2 separate regions of the Homo sapiens genome follow, and region 2 is linked to region 1. A link is a loop called in an ENCODE intact Hi-C map of the cell type or tissue named here. Cell type or tissue: ascending aorta. All regions are shown on one strand. Links, peaks and the distances in the headings refer to the core of each region. The heading gives the core; the rest is flanking DNA.

Region 1 (5,000 bases), core at 1-5,000:
TCAGGCTCTACTCAGATCCTCCCACCTCAGCTTCCTGAGTAGTAGCCTCCCTAGTGCTTCAGGCATCCACCACTGCACCTGGCTAATTTATTTTTGAAACGGAGTTTCACTCTTGTTGCCCAGGCTGGAGTGCAATGGTGCAATCCTGGCTCTCTGCAACCTCCACCTCCTGGGTTCAAGCGATTCTCCTGCCTCAGCCTCCCGAGTAGCTAGGATTACAGGCATGCACCACTATGCCCGGCTAATGTTGTATTTTTAGTAGAGACAGGGTTTCTCCATGTTGGTCAGGCTGGTCTTAAACTCCCGACCTCAGGTGATCTGCCCGCCTTGCCCTCCCAAAGTGCTGGGATTACAGGCATGAGCCACTGCTCCTGGCGCACCTGGCTAATTATTATATTTTTTTTTGTAGAGACGAGGTGTGGCTATGTTGCCCAGGCTGATCTAGAACTGCTGGGCTCAAGTGATCTCCTACCTTGGCCTCCCAAAGCACTGGGTTCCTGAATAGGTGTGAGCCCCCTGCCCGGCCGGGTTTCTGATTTTATGACTGCGGTCACCTCCACATCTGTAACTCTTAGAAAACACTCAGTCTCTGCTCAGTTCCTTAGGTAGTTCCTGGGAACGGCCTAGGGATCGTGTTGAGTTTTCCGGGGCTGCCATACCAAGCGGCCACAGAATGGGTGGTTTGCAACAACAGAAAGATATTCCCTCCCAGTTCTGGGAGTCTTGATTTCAGCCAGAAGTCTGAAATCAAGGCGTTGATGGGATTGGCTCCCTCCAGGGGCTGTCAGGTGAGCTCATCCTGTGTCTCCCCCACCTGCTGGTGGCTGCTGGTGGCCCTTGGCGTTCCTTGGCTCATGGCCGTGTCCCTCCATTCTCTGCCCGTCCTCACGTGGCCTCCTCCCTGGCTGTCTCGTTATTGAAATTTCCTGCATCAGGCTCAGCACGGTGGCTCATGTTTGTTATGCCAGCACTTTGGGAGGCTGAGGCGGGTGGATCACGAGGTCAGTAGTTCAATACCATCCTGGCCAAGACGGTGAAACCCTGTCTCTACTAAAAATACAAAAAAAATAGCCAGGTGTGGTGGCAGGTGCCGGTAATCCCAGCTACTCAGGATCCTGAGGCAGGAGAATCGCTTGAACCCGGAAAGTGGACGTTGCAGTGAGCCAATATTGTGCCACTGCACTCCAGCCTGGGTGACAGAGCAAGACTCTGTCTCAAAAAAAAAAAAAAAAGAAAAAAAGAAATTTCCCGCATCCGATGAGGACACAAGTCACTGGATTAGGCCCCACCCATCTTAACTCCCCCCCATCCACAAAACCCTGTTTCTGGTTAAGGTCATGTTCACTAGGAGTGGAGGATTGGAGTGAAACGTACGTATTGGGGAGGGCATAATTCGGTCCACAGCCGGAGGGAGAAGAGGCTGGCTGATACGGCACTTAAAAGGCTCCCAAAATGTGACTCTCATGTACGACTGGCCTTGATGTGATGTATGTCAGGGTAGAGAGGCGTGTTGTCCTAGTGCAGGTGACACAGGTCCCGCAGTTGCAGGCATCCTTCTGCTCAGTGGTGCAGGCAACAAGGACTGTTTTTCAGTTGCTCATGGTCTGGCTTGGAGGCCTCAGGCATTCTCCCTGGCACAGCACAGCCCTTTTCACATTTGCATTGGTTTCTGTTGAGGACACCAGAGTGACATTTCAGTTCTGGTCCAATGCCCTCCTGGATAGATGGATGTGCCTGTCCCACAATCTCAGAGCACGGGATGGATAAGGGACGAATGTCTTCCTTGGCTTCTGCTTCTTCCCTGTGCGCTCTCCACGGTTCCAGCGCGATAGCCGAGCATCATGACAGAAGTCTGTCGGCCGCTCCACTTGTGTGTGCCTTGCGTGGGGCACCTTGCCATCCATCGCCCACCATCCCTCTTCCCCTCCAGACGCCCTGCAGCATGAACTGGTGACCACTCAGCGCCTCCTGGGAGAACTTGATGTTGGTGATTCGGAAGAAAATGTGCAGGTGCTGGACTTACTGAGCGAACTCAAGGACGTGACGGCGAAAAAGGACCTTGAGCTCCGAAGGTACCTCGGAAAATGCTTTAAGAAAGAGGTGGCACCCTGTTTGCTCAGGGCTGTTGGTGGCTGCACTGTTGGGGTGGTGCCGAGTTCCTCTAGGAGTTCAGAGGAGGTTCAGTCCCCTGAGCGAGCTGCTCTTTTCCCAGACGCTGCATGATACAAGAATGGCCAGCAGGTGTCATTGTCATCTGTATTGTGGATAACAAAATCTCCATCCAAAAGCACCCGCCTTGCCTTCCCTTTCTTTTTTTTTTGAGACAGGTTCTCACTCTGTCGCCCAGGCTGGAGTGCAGTGGCAGATCTCAGCTCACTGCAACCTCAAATTGCTGGGCTCAAGTGATCCCACCTCAGCCTCTTCAGTAGCTGGGACTGCAGGTGTGCGCCACCATGCCCAGCTAATTTCCCTTTTCTAGCCTACTTCTCAGTCATTTTTGAGCTAATGGGGACTCTAGGTGAAGTGAGGATCAAATATGCTATAAGACGTGTCCTAGATTCACAGAGTATAAGACTCAAGCAGAGCAGGGGGAAGAGAGAACAAAAGAGCTCAGAAAAATCCATGGAAGGGCCAGGCGCAGTGGCTCACGCCTGTCATCCCAGCACTTTGGGAGGCCGAGGTGGGAGAATCACTTTAGGCCAAGAGTTCAAGACCAGCCTGGGCAACATGGTGAGACCTTGTTTCTATTTATTTATTTATTTATTTTGAGACAGAGTTGCTCAGGCTTAAGTGCAATGTCATGATTTTGGCTCACTGCAACCTCCACCTCCTGGGTTCAAGCAATTCTCCTGCCTCAGCCTCCGAACTAACTGGGATTACAGGTGCACACCACCACGCCCGGCTAATTTTGTATTTTTAGTAGAGACAGTGTTTCACCTTGTTGGTCAGGCTGGTCTTGAACTCCTGACCTCAAGTGATCTGCCCACCTCAGCCCCCCAAAGTGCTGGGATTACAAGCGTGAGCCACCATGCCGGGCCTCTCTATTTAAAAAACACAAAAATTAGCCAGGCACACTGGTGCATGCCTGTGGTCTCAGCTACTCAGGAAGCAGAGGTGGGAGAATCATCTGAGCCTGGGGAGGTCAAGGCTGTAATGAGCTGTGGTCGTGCCACTGCATTACAACCTGAGCAGTAGAGTGAGACCCTGTCTCAGGAAAAAAAAAAAAAAAAAAAAAATCTATGGAAGTTCTCAAGCAGCTGGAAGAGAAAGGGTGTCACCTATCATTCACATCCTCAGAGTAACCCAGCAGCACAGGCGCCCTCACATCAGCCCTGTTGGTGTTTTCAATGCCTTCCAGGGTAAGGTCCCAGGAGGATGTTTTTTGAACTTCTGATTGATAGAAATGGCCCAGATCTTAAAGGACTGTGCAGTGGCTTGCACAGAGCACATATCCTTGTGCGTCCAGACCCCCAAAACCCATCAAGATCTCCCCCCGCTTTTTTTTTTAACCTCCCCCAGGAGATTTCTAACCACGCGCTTTTCTCCACCTCTTCCAGTAGAGTATCTTTTCTCTTTTTTACAATGCTAAATCTTTTTCCTGAGTTGCTTAAAATATTGGAAAAGGACTTATGCAAAACAGCCAGCCACCCACTGTGGCATTTCTTTCTCCTGTGGGTGGCCATGGATCAATTCAGGAGACATCAAAGGGTTATAAAGCCACAGTCCCACTCCCAGGATAACTCATTCATCCATGAACGGCAGAATGTTCATGAACCCAGTTACCTCTTAAAGGCCCCACCTCTCGCTGCTGCCACATTGGGGATTATTATTATTATTGAGACAGGATTTCATTTCATTGCTTAGGCTGGAGTGCAGTGGCGCGATCTCGGTTCACTGCAACCTCTGCCTCCGAGGCTCAAGCGATCATCCCACCCCAGTCTCCCAAGTAGCTGGGACTACAGGCGTGCACCACTGCACCCAGCTAATTTTTTTTTTTTTGAGACGGAGTCTCACTTTGTCGCCCAGGTTGGAGTGCCAGTGGCGCGATCCTCGGCTCACTATAGACCCTGTCTCCTGGGTTCAAGCGATTCTCCTGCCTCAGCCTCCCCAGTAGCTGGGATTACAGGTGCGTTCCACCACGCCCGGCTAATTTTTGTATTTTTAATAGAGATGGGCTTTCACCATGTTGGCCAAGCTGGTCTTGAACTCCTGACCTCAGGCGATCTGCCCGCCTCAGCCTCCCAAAGTGCTGGAATTACAGGTGTGAGCCACAGCGCCCAGTATTTTTAAAAAAATTTTTGTATAGACGTGGTTTTGCCATGTTGCCCAGGCTGGTCTCGAACTCCTGGCCTCAAGCCATCTGTCTGCCTCGGCCTCCCAAAGTTCTGGGATTACAGCACTTCAATCCCACTTTACCTGGCCAGGGGATTAATTTTTAATGGGAGTTTTGGAGGGGACAGATACTCCCACCACAGCAGCAGCACAGCACTGAGCTCCATGAACATTTCTTGGATGAATCTTTCCTTTCATGTCTGGTGCTGTTCTTGGGGGGTTTCCCTGATTGAGTCTTTTCAGACGGATCTTATTTGCTGGCCCTTTCCCACTGAGCACGTAGGGCATGTGAAAATCCGCCTCCCCGTGTGGCAGCCCTCCGTTCACCACACACATGCGCTTCACCTCAGAGGGTGAAAGCCGTTATTCTTTCTCCCATCCTCAACAGGAGCTTTGCCCAGGTGCTGGAACTCTCCGCAGAGGCAAGCAAAGAGGCAGCCTTGGCAAACCAGGAAGTCTGGGAAGAGACCCAGGGCATGGCGCCCCCCAGCCGGTGGTATTTCAATCAAGACAGTGCCTGCAGAGAATCTGGGGGAGCACCCAAGAACACGCCCCTGTCTGAGGACGACAACCCGGGTGCCTCGTCAGCCCCCGCTCAGGCCACGTTCATCAGCCCAAGCGAAGATTTTTCTTCAAGCAGCCAGGCAGAAGTCCCGCCCTCTCTCTCT
Region 2 (16,811 bases), core at 1,311-6,310, 340 kb after region 1:
AAAAAGTAATAATAATAGTGTTACTATATTTTCAGGGATAGAAGTTTCAGATACTTGGTCAGGCGCGGTGGCTCATGCCTGTAATCCCAGCACTTTGGGAGGCCGAGGTGGGCAAATCACCTGAGGTCAGGAATTTGAGACCAGCTTGGCCAATATGGTGAGACCCCATCTCTACTAAAAACAAAAATTAGCCAGGCATGGTGGCAGGTGCCTGTAATCCCAGCTACTTGGGAGGCTGAGGCAGGAGGATCACTTAAACCTGGGAGGCAGAGGTTGCAGTGAGCAGAGATTACGCCATTGCACTCCAGCCTGGACGACAGAGCCACACTACACTCCATCTCACAAAAAAAAAAAAAAAAGAAGTTTCAGGTGCTGCCAGGCACAGTGGCATGCTCCTGTAGTCCCAGCTACTGGGGAAGCCAAGGTGGGAGGATCACTCAAGGCCAGGAGTTCAAGACCAGCCTGGGCAACATAGTGAGACCCTCATCTCTACAACAACAACAATAACAAAAAATTAGCTGGGCGTGGTGGTGTGTGCCTGTAGTCCCAACTACTCGGGAGGTTGAGGTGGGAGGATTACTTGAGCCCAGAAAGTCAAGGCTGCAGTGAGATATGATTGCCTCACTGCACTCTAGCCTGGGCAACAGAGCAAAACCCTGTCTCTTTAAAACAAAAAAAGAAAAAGAAAAGAAAAGAAGTTTTAGGGGCTGAAATTTTAGGAAACATACTGTCTCCAATACTCCAAGCAATCTGGGGGCTTCAATTTACTATCCCAGTTCATTGATGATGAAAACAGGCTTCCAGACCAACGTGATGAAACCCTGTCTCTACTAAAAATACAAAAATTAGCTGGGCGTGGTGGTGAGCACCTGTAATCCCAGCTACTCGAGAGGCTGAGGCAGGAGAATCGCATGAACCCGGAAGGCGGAGGTTGCAGTGAGCCGAGATCACGCCATTGCACTCCAGCCTGGGTGACAAAGTGAGACTGCGTTTAAAAAAAAAAAGAAGAAGAAAGAAAATAGGCTTCAAAGAAGTTAAACAATTTCCCAAGTTTCCTTGGCAAGGAAGTGAGCTAACAGCCAAATTCGGATATGATTCCAAAACTCCACAGTTATTGGCTAAACTGGAATCTACAGATATTAAAAAATTATTGGCAAAGTTTTTGCAGTGTGACAATGGTATTGCGGTGAGGTTTTTGTTTTTATTTTTGTTTTTGTTTTCGAGACAGTTTTGCTCTTGTCATCCAGGCTGGAGTGCAATGGCATGATCTTGGCTTACTGCAACCTCCGCCTCCCACGTTCAAGCAATTCTCCTGTCTCACCCTCCCGAGTAGCTGGGATTAGAGGCACCTGCCACCACACCTGGCTAATATTTTGTATTTTTAGTAGAGACGGGGTTTCACCATGTTGTCCAGGCTGGTCTGGAACTCCTGACCTCAGGTGATGCACCCGCCTCGGCCTCCCAAAGTGCTGGGATTACAGGCATGAGCCACCATGCCCAGACTGGTTAGGCTTTTAAAGAGTCTGGGCCAGGTGCAGTGCCTCATGCCTGTTATCCCAGCAGTTTGGGAGGCCAAGGCAGGAGGATCACTTAAGCTCAGGAGTTCAAGACCAGACTGGCCAACATATTGAGACTCCATTTTTACAAAAAATTAAAAAATTAACTAGACATGGTGCATGTGCCAGTGGTCCCTGCTACTCTGAGGTGGAAGGATCACTTGAACCTGGGAAGTTGAGGCTGCAATGAGTCGTGATCACGCCACTGTGCTCCAGCTTGGGCAACAGAGTGAGACCCTGTCTCAAAAAAAAAAAAAAAAGAGTGTGTATGTTTTAGAGACATATAACAAAATATTTATGGAATGATAAGATAGCTGAGATTTGCTTCAAAATAATACCTGACAGGAAGGCAAATGGGATGGGGGCGGGGTTGGCGAGGTTGAGTAGGGGGTGATGGTGGTTAGGGTGGGCTGCGGTTCATTATACTATTCTGCCTACTTTAGTGAGTGTTTTAAATTCCCTATCAGAATATGCTTCAATTTTGTACTCTTAAAAAATAGTGGCTGGGGCCGGGCACACTCCCAGCACTTTGGGAGGCCCAGGCGGGATGATCACTTGAGGCCCAGAGTTTGAGACCAGCCTGGCCAACATGGTGAAATCCCATCTCTACTAAAAATACAAAAAAAAAAAAAAATTAGCCAGGCGTGGTGGTGCATGCCTGTAATCCCAGCTACTTGGGAGGCAGAAGCAGGAGAATTGCTCGAACCCAGGAGGCGGAAGTTGCAGTGAGCTGAGATCACACCACTGCACTCCAGCCTGGGGGACAGAGCAAGACTGTCTCAAAAAAAAAAAAAAATAGTGGCTGGGAATGTTGGCTGACGCCTGTAATCCCAGCATTTTGGGAGGCTGAGGCAGGTGGATTGCTTGAGCCCAGGAGTTCGAGACCAGCCTGGACAATATAGTGAGATCCCATATCTACAAAAAATAAAAATTCACCAGACTTGGTGGTGCATGCCTGTAGTCCCAGCTACTGGGCAGGCTGAGGTGGGAGGATCACTTGAGCCCAAGAGGTTGAGGCTGCAGTGAGCTATGACTGCACCACTGCACTCCAGCCTGGGTGACAGAGCAAGACCCTGTTTTAAAAAAAAAAAAAAAAATCGTGATTATCCTTATGCATTGAGTAACCACGAGCCCAGGGCTAGGGGATTTCTGTGTAGTCAACCTTAGAACCAACACAGGGGTTAGGAGTGCCAAGCTCACCCCTACAGTCAAAAATCTGCATGTAACTTTTGACTGCATGTAACACCTACTATTGACCAAAAGCCTTATTGATGACATAAATGGTCGATGAACACTGATTTTCTACATTCTATGTATTATATACTGTATTCTTGCAATAAGTAAGCTAGAGAAAAGCAAATGTCACTAAAAAAATTCTGGTGTTTTGTTTTTGTTTTGTTTTTTGTTTGTTTGTTTCATTATTTGAGATGGAGTCTCACTCTGTTGCCCAGGCTGGAGTGCAGTGGCATGACCTCAACTCACTGCAACCTCTGCCTCCTGGGTTCAAGCGATTCTCCTGCCTCAGCCTCTGAGTAGCTGGGATTACAGGCGCCCACCACCACGCCTGGCTAATTTTTGTATTTTTAGTAGAGGCAGGGTTTTGCCATGTTGGCTAGGCTGGTCTTGAACTCCTGGCCTCAGGTGATCCACCCGTCTTGGCCTCTAAAGTGCTGGGATTACAGGAGTGAGCCACTGTGCCCGTCCAAACTTCAAAGGAAGAGAAAACATATTTACTATGGATGAAGTGGAAGTGGATCATCACAAAAGTGTTCATCCTTGTCGTCTTCACCTTGAGCAGGCTAAGGAGAAGGAGAAGGAGGAAGAACAGAAGGAGGGCTTGGTCTTGCTGTCTCAGGGGTGGCAGGGGTGGAAAAAAATCCACGCCTGAGTACATCCGTACAGTTCAAACTCGTGTTGTTCAAGGGTCAACTGCACTTCCTTCGTCATCCCTGCGTGGCTAACATTATAATACCCACTTTGCAGAAGAGGAATCTAAGCTGGAAGATGTTAACAAACCCAATTAAACTGACTAAGGAGTCCTGGCTGAGCATGAGTGGGGAAGCAGCGCCCCCTCGAGGCCATCACGCGAATGACCAGAAGCAGCTTGAACCCAGGGCAGAGTCAGAGGAGAGGCTGCGGAGAGGCGCTGGACAGGGAGCAACATTGGGGGAGAGCGGTAAAAAGAGAAAAAAGCAACAAAGATAAAGAATATTTTTTCCAATTTTTTTATTGTGTCCAAATAATACATAATATTTAAATACTTTTTTTTTTTTTTTTGAGACGGAGTTTGGCTCTTGTTGCCCAGGCTGGAGTGCAATGGCGCAATCTGGGCTCACTGCAAACTCCGCCTCCCGGGTTCAAGCGATGCTCCTGCGTCAGCTTCCCGAGTAGCTGGTATTATGGGCACCCGCCACCACACCTGGCTAATTTTGTTTTTTTTTGTTGTTGTTTGTTTGTTTTTTGTTTTTTTTTATAGTAGAGACGGGGTTTCACCATGTTGCTCAGGCTGGTCTCGAACTCCTGACTTGAAGTGATCCACCCGCCTCAGCCTCCCAAAGTGCTGGGATTACAGGCATGATCCACCACACTCGGCCTTAAATACATTTTTTTAAATTATTACTATTTTTAGAGACAGGGTCTCACTCTGTCACCCAGGCTGGAGTGCAGTAGCATAGCCTTGTTCACTGCAACCTTGAACTCTTGGGCTCAAGCAACCTTCCCACCTCAGCCTCCAGAGTAGTTAGGACTGCAGGTGCACGCCACCTGCCTGGCTAATTTTTTTATTTTTTTTATTTTTATTTTTTTTTTTCGTAGAGATGGGGATCTCGATATGTTGTCCAGGCTGGTCTTGAACTCCTGGCCTTAAGCGATCTTCCTACCCCGGCCTCCCAAAGTGCTGGGACTACAGGCGTGAGCCACTGCACCTAGTGATTATTTTAAAAAATTAAAATTACTGGGCCGGGCACGGTGGCTCACGCCTGTAATCCCAGCACTTTGGGAGGCCAAGGCGGGGAGATCATGAGGCCAGCAGATTGAGACCATCCTGGCTAACAAGGCGAAACCCCATCTGTACTAAAAATACAAAAAAAAAAAAAAATTAGCCAGGTGTGGTGGCAGGCACCTGTAGTTCCAGCTACTCAGGAGGCTGAGGCAGGAGAATGACGTGAACCTGGAAGGCAGAGCTTGCAGTGAGCCAAGATCATGTCACTGGACTCCAGCCTGGGCGACAGAGCGAGACTGCGTCTCAAAGAAAAAAAAATTAAAATTAATGCAGAAACTACACAATGAATAAAATATCAAGATTTATTTATTTATTTTAATTTTTTTGACACAGGCTCTCCTTCTGTCACCCATGCTTGACTGCAGCAGCGTGAACACAGCTCACTGCTTCCTGGGGTCAAGTGATCCTCCTGCCTCAGCCTCCATACTAGCTGGCACTACAGGTGCACACCACCACACCTGACTAATTTTTAAATTTTTTGAGGAGGTGGGATCTCACTATGTTGTCCACGCTGGTCTGGAACTCCTGGCCTGAAGGGATCCTCCCACCTCAGCTTCCCAAAGTTCTGGGATTACGGGCATGAGCCACTCAGTCTGGTCTATTTGTTAATTTACTTATTTAGAGACCAGGTCTCCCTCCATCACCAGGCTGCAGTTTAATGGCACAATTACAGTTCACTGCAGCCTCGAACTTCTTGGCTCAAGTGATCCTCCTACCTCAGCCTCTCAAGTAGCCAGGATAGGCACGAGCCACTACACTCAGCCCTAAGACAGGTATTTTTTTATACTTAATTTATTATTGTGGCTTTTTGCAACATGGCAAAACATTACAGCTTAAAGCAGACATCATCTCCTTATAGAGGAGGAAAAAGTTTTGCAGTCAAATCAAATTGTAATTAAGAGGTCATTGCTATACCATTCTATTCAGTTTAATAAAAATGATATTATAACTTCATGAACTCCAGAGATAATAGGTTACTTAATAACATAGGCAAAAAACCAGAGGATACACTGGTTGAATAATAAAGGACATGGTAAGGAATATAGGTCCATCTATGCCTATGATAATAAACATAAAAGACTGCAGAACAATTTAAGAACTTAGAATAATCACAGATCTATTCATAAAAGTTCAAAATGTGCCTGATTACCGAAAAGGAATTATTAAGGTATGCAGTGAAGGGAATGGAGCAGGGCTGGGCGCGGTGGCTCATGCCTGAAATCCCAGCACTTTGGGAGGCAGAGGTGGGTGGATCACCTGAGGTCAGGAGTTCGAGAACAGCCTGACCAACACGGTGAAACCCTGTCTCTACTAAAACTACAAAAATTAGCCGGGTGTATTGGCATGCACCTGTAATCTCAGCTACTCAGGAGGCTGAGGCACGAGAATCGCTTGAGCCTGGGAGGCAGAGGTTTCAGTGAGTCGAGATCACACCACTGCACTCCAGCCTGGGTGACAGACCGAGACTCCAGCTTAAAAAAAAAAAAAAAAAAAGGAAATGAAAATGAAGCGGAATAAAATATAAAATGTCTTTTTATTTCTCTCTGATTTCAACTTCCTTTTTATCTGTATGTTGTATAGGGAGAAGATGTGCCTCAGTATTGAAGATCCAATGCTCCAGTGGAAGAAGATTGTCATCAGAAAATATCAGGTACAGGCCGGGTGTGGTGGCTCACGCTTGTAATCCCAGCACTTTGGGAGGCTGAGGCGAGTGGATCATGAGGTCAGGAGTTCAAGACCAGCCTGGCCAACATAGTGAAACCCCGTCTCTACTAAAAATACAAAAAATTAGCTGGGCGCAGTGGCGGGCGCCTATAATCCTAGCTACTCAGGAGGCTGAGACAGGAGAATTGCTTGAACCTGGGAGGTGGAGGTTGCAGCGAGCCGAGATCGTGCCACTGCACACCTGCCTGGGCGACAGTGCAAGACTCTGTCTCAAAAAAAAAAAAAAGAAAAGAAAAAAGAAAGAAAGAAAACATTGGGAACAAATACAACAGGAGGTCTCACTTTTGCACAGTGAGCCATATTCTTCTTGGGATCACAGACTACATGAGACCCTCAATAAAAGCTTTGGACCTCCTCCTACCAAATAACACGTGCACACAATTTTGCCTACACTCTTACAGGATGCACGGAACCTCTAATTCCGGTCCTTGGATTTTCTAGCAGCCAATGATGCCCAAGCTAAGAGGCCTCAAGTCAGCCAAATACTCTGAGATTCAACCATGTAAGAAACTAAGTATCAGCTGGGCGCGGTGGCTCACGTCTGTAATCCCAGCACTTTGAGAGGCTGCAGCAGGCAGATCACCTGAGGTCAGGAGTTCGAGACCAGCCTGGCCAACATGATGAAACCCTGTCTCTACTAAAAATACAAAAAACTAGCCGGGTGCAGTGGCTCACGCCTGTAATCCCAGCACTTTGGTAGGCCAAGGTAGGCGGATCACGAGGTCGAGAGATTGAGACCATCCTGGCCAACATGGTGAAACCCTGTCTCTACTAAAAATACAAAACTTAGCTGGGCGTGGTGGTGCACACCTGTAGTCCCAGCTACTCAGGAGGCTGAGACAGGGGAATTGCTTGAATCTGTGAGGCAGAGGTTGCAGTGAGCCAAGATTTGCCTGTAATCACAGATACTTGGGAGGCTGAGGCAGGAGAATCACTTGAAACCTGGAGGCAGAGGTTGCAGTGAGCCAAGATCACGCCACTGCACTCCAGCCTGGGCAACAGAACAAGACTCTGTCTCAAAAAAAGGAAAGGAAGGGAAGAGAAGGGGAGGGGAAGGGAGGGGAGGGGAGGGAAAGGGAGAAAGAGAAGGAAGGAAGGAAAAAGAAAAATAGAGAAAGAAAGAGAGAGAGAAAGAAAGAAAAAGAAAGAAAGAAAGAAGGAAAGAAAGAAAGAAAAAAGAAAGAAAGAAAGAAAAAGAAAGGAAGAAAGAAGGAAAGAAAGAAAAAAGAAAGAAAGAAAGAAAGAAAGAAAAGAGAATAACACCTAATTGGCTTCTCCTTGACTCTGGGCTGGACTTAGTGACTTGAATAAAGCAATGTGATGGTGTTTGACTCAGACCAGATCAGAAATGGTACTAGGTCTTCTTTGCTTTCTTGGATTGCTTGCTCTGGGGAAGTTAGGTGTCATGTCATGATAAAATTCAAGCAGCTTGTGCAAAAGCCCATGTGGTAAGGAACTGAGACCTCCAGCCAAACGCCAGCTAAGGGTGACGTTTTGGAAGTGGATCCTCCAGCCCCAGTCAAGTCTTCAGATAGTTGCAGCCCTGGCTGACATTTTTTTTTTTTTTTTTTTTTTTGAGACAGTTTCTCTGTATCATCCAGGCTGGAGTGCAATGGTGCAATCTCGGCTCACTGCAATCTCCGCCTCCCAGGTTCAAGTGATTCCCCTGCCTTGGCCTCCCAAGTACCTGGGATTACAGATGCACACCACCACACCCGGCTAATTTATATATTTTTAGTAGAGATGAGGTTTCACCATGTTGGCCAGGCTAGTCTTGAACTCCTAACTTCAGGTGACCCGCCTGCCTTAGCCTCCCAAAGTGCTGGGATTACAGGCATGAGCCACTGCGCCTGGCTCTGGCTGACATCTGATGGTAACCTCAGGAGAGATCCCGAGCCTAAACCACCCAGCTAAGCTCCTGAATTTCTCTCACACGAAAACCATGAGATAATAAATATTTGTTAAGTGGCTAAGTTTTGGTGAACACCTGTTACACAGCAATAGATAACTTGTAAATGGCTGAGGTGTGATTTGGACTCAGGTAGTCTGGTTCCAGAACCCAACATCCCAGCATCAATCATAATATCAAAAATTAGAAATTTTGGGGCTTGGCGTGGTGGCTCACGCCTGTGAGCGGGGAAGCAGGCAGGAGGATCATCTAAGGCCAGGAGTTCGAGACCAGCCTGGCCAACATGGTGAAACCCCGTCTCTACTAAAAAAATACAAAAAATTAGCTGGGTGTGGTGGCACGTGCCTGTAATCCCAGCTACTCAGGAGGTTGAGGCAGGAGAATTGCTTGAACCTGGGAGGCAGAGGTTGCAGTGAGCCGAGATCACGCCACTGCACTCCAGCCTGGGCAACAAGAGTGAAACTCCATCTCAAAAAACAAAAGAAAGAAAGAAAGAAAGTTTGTAAATGTTACTGGGCACAGTAGCTCACACCTGTAATCCCAGCACTTTGGGAGGCCAAGGTGGGTGGATCACCTGAGGTCAGGAGTTCCAGACCAGCCTGGCCAACGTGGTGCAACCCCATCGCTACTAAAAATACAAAAAATTTAGCCAGGCGTGGTGGTGGACACCTGTGATCCCAGCTACTTAGAACGCTGAGGCAGGAGAATCCCTTAAGCCTGGGAGGTGGAGGTTGCAGTGAACTGAGATCACACCACTGCACTTCCGCCTGGGTGACAGAGCTAGACTCCATCTAAAAAAGAAAAGAAAAGAAATTTTGTAAATTTCTGAAATGTAAATTTCAGAAATTTAGTAATAATATAAATAAATGACATCAATAGGAGATTGGATAAATAAATTATGCCCCATCAATGGAATTACCTGCAGGCATTGAAATAAATGAATTAGATCTTCAGAGCATTGCCACAAAAAAATGTTTATGTCCCATCAATATAAGAGCAAAGTGCCAAAGGAAGCGTGTTGTCCAAACAAACGAACTCTTTCCCCAACGCCCAGCTAATTGTTGTATTTTCAGTAGAGACAGGGTTTCACCATGTTGGTCAGGTTGGTCTCAAACTCCTGATCTCAAGTGATCCGCCTGCCTCGGCCTCCAAAAGTGCTGGGATTACAGGCATGAGCCACCGAGCCTGGCCTCTGTATATGTGTTTATATGTGCATAACAAAAAGGACTGTTCATAGTTTACTTTTGGAGGGTTGTGGGTGAGAGGAGGGCCCACCCTAAACCAATATAACCTTATCTTAATTACATCTTTGCATCTGCAAAGATCCTATTTCCTTTTTTTTTTTTTTTTTTTGAGACGGAGTTTTGCTCTTGTTGCCCAGGCTGGAGTGCAATGGTGCGATCTTGGCTCACTGCAACCTCCGCCTCCCGGGTTCAAGCGATTCTCCTGCCTCAGCCTCCCAAGGAGCTGGGATTACAGGCATGCGCTACCACACCCGGCTACTGTTGTATTTTTAGTAGAGACAGGGTTTCTCCCTGTTGGTCATGCTGGTCTTGAACCTCCAACCTCAGATTATCCGCCCGCCTCGGCCTCCCAAAGTGCTGAGATTATACCACCCTGCCTGGCCCTTTTTTTTTTTTTTTTTTTGAGACATGGTCTTGCTCTCTCAAAATTCCACATTTTCATTGGATTTAGGGCCCATCTAGACAATCTATAATGATCTCATCTCAAATTCCTTAATTTAGTTAAATCTGCAAAGATCCTATCTCTAAATAAGGGCACATTCACAGTGCAGCGGCGTGATCATGGCTCACTGCACCCTTGACGTCCTGGGCTCAAGCAATCCTCCTGCCGCAGCCTCCTGAGTAGTTGGGACTACAGGTATGTGCCACCACACTCGGCTAATTTTTGTATTTTTTAAAATAGAGATGGGGTCTTGGCTGGGCAGGGTGGTTTACGCCTGTAATCCTAGCACTTTGGGAGGCCGAGGTGGGCGGATCACCTGAGATCAGGAGTTTGAGACCAACCTGGCCAACAGGGTAAAACCCCTCCTCTATTAAAGATACAAAAATTAGCCAGGTGGTAGGGACCTATGCCTGTAATCCCAGCTACTCAGGAGGCTGAGGCAGGAGAATCACTTGAACCCGGGAGGTGGAGTGGAACCCAAGATAGTGCCACTGCACTCCAGCCTGGGTGACAGAGTGAGACTCTGTATCAAAAAACAAAAAAAAGAATCGGCCGGGTGCGGTGGCTCACGCCTGTAATCCCCGCACTTTGGGAGGCCGAGGCGGGTGGATCACGAGGTCAGGAGATCGAGACCATCCTGGCTAACACAGTGAAACCCCGTCTCTACTAAAAATACAAAAAATTAGCCGGGCGTGGTAGCGGGCGCCTATAGTCCCAGCTACTCAGGAGGCTGAGCCAGGAGAATGGCGTGAACCTGGGAGGTGGAGCTTGCAGTGAGCCGAGATCGTGCCACTGCACTCCAGCCTGGGCGACAGAGCGAGACTTCATCTCAAAAAAAAAAAAGAATCTTGCCCTAGATCCTTCAGAGGTACCACTGTGGTACTAATAAGGAAAAATTTCCAAAATAGATAGTGAAAAGAAGAAAGAAAGAAAAGAAAAAAGGCCGGGCACAATGGCTCACACCTGTAATCCCAGGACTTTTGGAGGCTGAGGCAGAAGGACTGCTTGAACCCAGGAGTTCAAGGCTGCAGTAAACTGTGATCACACCACTGCATTCCAGTCTATCACACACACAAAAAAAAAAAAAAAGAAGCAGAAGAAAAAGAAAGGCAGGCACAGTGGCTCATGCCTGTAATCACAGCACTTTGGGAGGCTGAGGCGGGGGGATCACAAGGGCAGGAGTTCAAGACCAGCCTGGCCAATATGGTGAAACCCGCCTCTATTAAAAATGCAAAAATTAGCCAGGCATGGTGGCGGGTGCCTGTAGTCCCAACTCGGGAAGCTGAGGCAGGAGAAATTGCTTGAATCTGGGAGGCGGAGCTTGCAGTGGGCCAAGATCCCGATACTGCACTTCAGCCTGGGCGACAGAACGAGACTCCGTCTCAAAAACAAAAAAAGAAGAAGGAGGAGAAGGAGAAGAAGAAGAAAAAGAAAGAAAAAACAAGATGCAAAAGAGGTGCATGGTTACATATGAAAATAGTTTCTTTTTTTTTTTTTTTTTTTTTTTGAGACAGGGTCTCATTCTGTCACCCATGCTGGAGTGCGGTGACGTGATCACAGCTCAGTTCCAGGCTGGTTTCTAATTCCTAGGGTCAACCAATCCTCCCGCCTTGGCCTCCCAAAGTGTTGGGATTACAGGCATGAGCTCCCACACCTACCTCGTTTTTACCTTGCAGCCTTGATCTCCTGGGCTCAAGTGATCCTCCTGCCTCAGCCTCCCAAAGTGCTGGGATTACAGGCATGAGCCACCATGCCCGCCCAACTGGAAAGAATATTTCTAAAAGGATATTTGAGTAAGGGGAAAAAGGGATGTCTGCGGAGGGGTACTGGGGGCCAACTTGCCTTGCACTCCTCCCGCCTTCATAGCTCTGAATTTTTTCCCACATGAATGTATTATAGGGACCTATTTTTTTTTTTTTTTGAGATGGGGGTCTCACTCTGTTACCCAGGCTGGATGGAGTACAGTGGCACAATCTTGGCTCACTGTAACCTCCTCTTCCTGGGTTCAAGCGATCCTTCCACCTCAGCCTCCCGAGCAGCTGGGATTACAGATGCCTACCACCACGCCTGGCTAATTTTTGTATTTTTACTAGAGAGGGGGTTTCGCCATGTTGGCCAGGCTGGTCTCAAACTCCTGACCTCAAGTGACCTGCCTGCCTCAGCCTCCCAAAGTGCTGGGATTACAGGCGTGAGCCACTGCGACTTGCCTGTGACCTCATTTTTATTTTTAGGTGTTGATTAGGAATTTTCTAGGGAGGCGCTGTCTGACAGAACTTTCTGTAATGATGGGAATATTCCCTATGGGAGCTGTCCAGCAGCCGCCAGCCACGTGTGGTGACCAAGTACTTGAAAGGATGCTAATTCCACCAAGAAGGAGGGCTTTCCATTTTATGTAATTGTCATTCGTGTTAATGTAAATGGGCACATGTGGCTGGCCACTACCTATCAAATTGTTCACAGACACCGTGTAACACTGCAGAAAATATCCTAGGATAACACATCAGGTGAAAATAGACAGGTTCAGGCCGGGCACGGTGGCTCATGCCTGTAATCCCAGCACTTTGGGAGGCCAAAGTGGAAGTATCACTTGAGCCCAGGAGGTCAAGACCAACATGGGCAATGTAGCAGAACCCTGTCTCTACCAAAAAACACAAAAATTAGCTGGGCGAGGTGGTGCGCGCCTGTAGTCCCAGCTACTTGGGAGGCTGAAGTGGGAGGATTACTTGAGCCCAGGAAGTCAAGGCTTCTGTGAGTTACAATCTCACTCATGCACTCCAGCCTAGGGGACAGAGTGAGACTCTCTCAAAAACAGCAAAAAACAAGAGAGAGTGTCCCAGAGAGCTGCTTTCTCTCATTCCGCCATGTGAGGACACAGACAGTAAGCACCATTTCTTTCTTCCTTTAAATTTCCATTTTTATTTTACTTATTTATTTATTTATTTTCGAGACGGAGTTTTGCTTTTGTCGCCCAGGCTGGAGTGCAATGCCATGATCTTGGCTTGCTGCAACCTCTGCCTCCCAGATTCAAGCGATAATCCTGCCTCAGCCTCCCTTCCCAGTAGCTGGGACTACAGGCGCCTGCCACCATGCCCAGCTAGTTTTTGTATTTTTAGTAGAGACGGGGTTTCACCATGTTGGCCAGGCTGGTCTCGAACTCCTGATCTCAGGTGATTCACCTGCCTCAGCCTCCCAGAGTGCTGGGATTACAGGCGTGAGCCACCACGCCCGGCCTCCATTTTTATTTTAGATTCAGGGGGTACATGTGCAGGTTTGTCATAAGAATATATTGCATGATGCTGAGGTTTAGGCTTCCATTGATCCCGTCACCCAGATAGTGAACACAGTACCCAATAGGAAGTTGTTTTTTGTTTTTGTTTTGTTTTGTTTTTGTTTTTGTGACAGAGTCTTACTCTGTCGCCCAGGTTGGAGTGTAGTGGGGCGATCTCGGCTCACTGCAACTTCCACCTCCCAGGTTCAAGCAATTCTCCTGCCTCAGCCTCCCAAGTAGCTGAATAACAGGTGCCTGCCACCATGCCTGGCTAAGTTTTGTATTTTTTTTAGTAGAGACGGGGTTTTGTCATGTTGGCCAGTGTGGTCTCGAACTCCTGACCTTGTGATCCACCCCCCCCCCCCCACTCCAAGCCTCCCAAAGTTCTGGGATTACAGGCGTGAGCCACTGTGCCCAGCCTGGCTTCAACATATCTTTTGGGGGGGACACAATTTGCCCCATAACAGGAGAGGGCATGTCTTTTTCATATTCTGACTAGCAATACGGGAGGTCCACATAAAATTCCCCTGCTGAGGATTCAGTCCTTGGTCATCTCTAGAAAACGTGATTGAATGATGGTTTGCTGCCTCCACAGCCAAGCTAGTGGCCTTTCTCGGGTAACACCATTTTTACTGGAAATGTCTGACAAACTGTGATTCAGATGTGGCTGCTTGGCAGACATTTTCTCAAAAATGAACAAAATGAGGCTGTCACTTCAAGGAAAACAATTTCAGGTTTTGTTGCCCACAATAAAATTCAAGCTTTTAAGGAGAAATCAGAATTTTGGAAAATGTGTAGCCACCACTGTGAGTTTGGCAGCTTCTTGACATTTAAAGACTTTTCTAAGCCTGTAACCCCAGCTACTTGGGAAGCTGAGGCGAGAAGATCACTTGAGGTCAGGAGTTTGAGACCAGCCTGGGCAACAAAGTGAAACCCTGTCTCTATAAAAAGTTTTTTAAAAAAATTATCCCGGCGTGCTGGCATGTGCGCCTACAGTCCCAGCTACCAAGGAGGCTGAGGTGGGAGGATCATTTGAGCCCAGGAGGTCAAGGCTGCAGTGAGCTATGATTGCACGGCTGCACACTTTTCTGATGAGATGAATAGTGATATTAATGAAGAGGACTTTTTTGATACAAAATAATGTAATGGGACAACATCTGCATCACTCATTGAACTAATATTTTCCAAATGATCAATGCATGTTATAGGCATGAATGAGTAGAACCATTCCCAGTGTAAGACAGACCAAAGACTTTTTTTTTTCTTTTGAAACAAGGTCTCACGTTGACACCAAAGCTGGAGTGCAGTGGCATAATCTCAGGTCACTGCAACCTCTGCCTCCCAGGCTCAAGAGACCCTCCCACCTCAGCCTCCCAAGTTAGCTGGGACCACAGACACACGCCAGCATGCCAGACTAATTTTTGTTCATATTTGTAAAGATGGGGTCTTGCTACATTGCCCAGGTTGGTCTCAAAAACTCCGGGGCTCAAGCAATCCACCCACCTTATCCTCCCTAAATGTTGGGATTATAGGCGTGAGCCACCATGCCTGGCCTCAGACCAATGTTGTTGTTGTTTTTGTTTTGTTTTGTTTTTGTTTGTTTTGAGACAGAGTCTCACTGTCTCACTCAGGCTGGAGTGCAGTGGCACGATCTCAGCTCACTGTGACCTCTGCCTCCCAGGTTCAAGCAATTCTTGTGCCTCTGCCTCTCGAGTAGCTGGGATTACAGGCACGTGCCACCATGCCTGGCTAATTTTTGTATTTTTAATAGAGATGGGGTTTCGCCATGTTGGCCAGGCTGGTCCGAACTCCTGGCCTCAAGTGATCCTCCTTCCTCTGCCTCACAAAGTGCTGGGATTACAGGCATGAGCTACCACACCCAGCCCCATGGTCAGTTTCTGTTGAGGAAACATGGACATTTGCGGGATGGTGAGATACTCATTTGTGCAGCTCAGAGTTTGATAAATTTCTCTTGGTTTTTGCCTAGTTAATTGCAATGTTCACTTCCTCTATGAATTCAGATATTTAGAGTTAGAAGGGATCTTCAGCATCATCCAGTCCAGGGGTTGGCCAACATTTTCTGCAAAGGGCCAGAGAGTGAATATTTTCAGCTGTGCAGGTAAGGTGGTCTGTTGAAATCACTCAACTCTGCTGTTGTAGCACAAGATCCACTATAGGTACCAGGCACAGTGGCTCAGGCCTGTAATCCCAGCACTTTGGGATGCCGAGGCGGGCAGATCACCTGAGGTCAGGAGTTTGAGACCAGCCTGGTCAACATGGTGAAACCCCGTCTCTACTAAAACTACAAAAATTAGCCGGGCGTGGTGGCAGGTGCCCGTAACCCCAGCTACTTGGGAGGCTGAGGCAAAAGAACCACTTGAACCTGGGAGGCGGAGGTTATAGTGAGCCTAGATCACACCACTGTACTCCAGCCTGGGCAACAAGAGCGAAACTCCGTCTCAAAAAAGAAAATAATAATAATAATAATAAATCTCTATAGGCGATAAGTAAACAAATGAGCATGGCTGCGTGCCAAGAAAATTTTATTTACAAACACAAGTAGGGGCCAGATTTGGCCCTTGGGCCATGGTTTACACACTCTTGACCTGCCTGGTTCAACATTTTTCTTTCTTTTTTTTTTTTTCAACTGAGGCAGAGTCTCGCTGTGTTGCCCAGGCTGAAGTGCAGTGGTGTGATCTCGGCTCACTGCAACCTCCGCCTCCTGGGTTCAAGCAATTCTCCTGCCTCAGCCTCCCGAGTAGCTGGGATTACAGGTGCCCACCACCACACCTGGCTAATTTTTGTACTTAGTAGAGATGAGGTTTTGCCATGTTGGCCAGGCTGGTCTTGAACTCCTGACCTCAAGTGATCTGCCCACCTAGGCCTCCCAAAGTGCTGGAATTACAGGACTTTGGGAGCCACCGGGCCGGCCTAGTTCAACATTTTCAATCAGCCAAGAAGGGTTCACCAAAGGTCACACGCAAGTTAGTTGCAAAACCAGAGCTCACACTCAGGCCTGCCAACATCTGTCTTTGTGCAGTCACTTTCACCTCTCAGCTGGCTTCAATGGCCTCAATTTCCTCCACTAATTGAGCTGGGAGTTTTCCTACATGCCTTCAGGCAGGCGCTAACAGGAAAGCACAGTGTAAACGCAGTCATAACCACCCACGTCTGTGGTCACCAGGGATGATGATCTAGGAACCAGGAGAGCAGGATAAGAACTTGCCTTTGCTAATGCCTGCTCTAGGTATTATTTGCTGATGCCTGCTCAGTGTCAAGGATAATGCTGAATTGTTCCATGCATGTATCTTACATATTCCTAAAGAGAATCAGAGAAGTGAAATGTGCAAGAAAAAGCATAGCTTTAGAATGAGATGGGCCTGGATTTCAATTCTTTTTTTTTTTTTTTTTTTTTTTTGAGATGGAGTTTCACTCATTCTGTCACCCAAGCTGGAGTGCTGTGGCGTGATCTCGGCTCATTGCAACCTCTGCCTCCCAGGCTCAAGCAATTCTCCTGCTTCAGCCTCCCGAGGAGCTGGGATTACAGGCATGTGCCACCTTGTCTGGGTGATTTTTTGTATTTTAGTAGAGACGGGGTTTCGCCATGTTGGCCAGGCTGGTCTCGAACTCCTGAACTTAGGTGATCTGCCTGCCTTGGCCTCCCAC

Evidence for each region. A loop is a pair of places that touch in the nucleus more often than their neighbours do. Peaks named below come from ENCODE experiments on the same cell type or tissue, not always from the same donor. Only the 100,000 strongest peaks of a DNase experiment are listed, where the experiment ranks them.
Region 2: it touches region 1 in a loop (6-fold over the local background); 27 of 110 quality-filtered maps call a loop at or near these places.

Annotation. Positions count from the first base shown.
Region 1 is chr19:17,049,897-17,054,896 of GRCh38, reverse strand. It overlaps HAUS8 (HAUS augmin like complex subunit 8), which reads left to right. Exons shown (of 11, transcript NM_033417.2): 10 at 1,931-2,072; 11 at 4,721-5,000. Among named protein-coding and RNA genes, the nearest start is that of HAUS8, 23 kb to the left of the region's middle. RefSeq lists an enhancer at 4,784-5,000. In ascending aorta, for the core only: a CTCF peak has its summit at 2,232 (motif pointing right); no DNase peak of the experiment used is centred there.
Region 2 is chr19:16,701,718-16,718,528 of GRCh38, reverse strand. No RefSeq gene overlaps it. Among named protein-coding and RNA genes, the nearest start is that of NWD1, 9.7 kb to the left of the region's middle. In ascending aorta, for the core only: a CTCF peak has its summit at 3,634 (motif pointing left); a DNase peak (open chromatin) is centred at 3,617.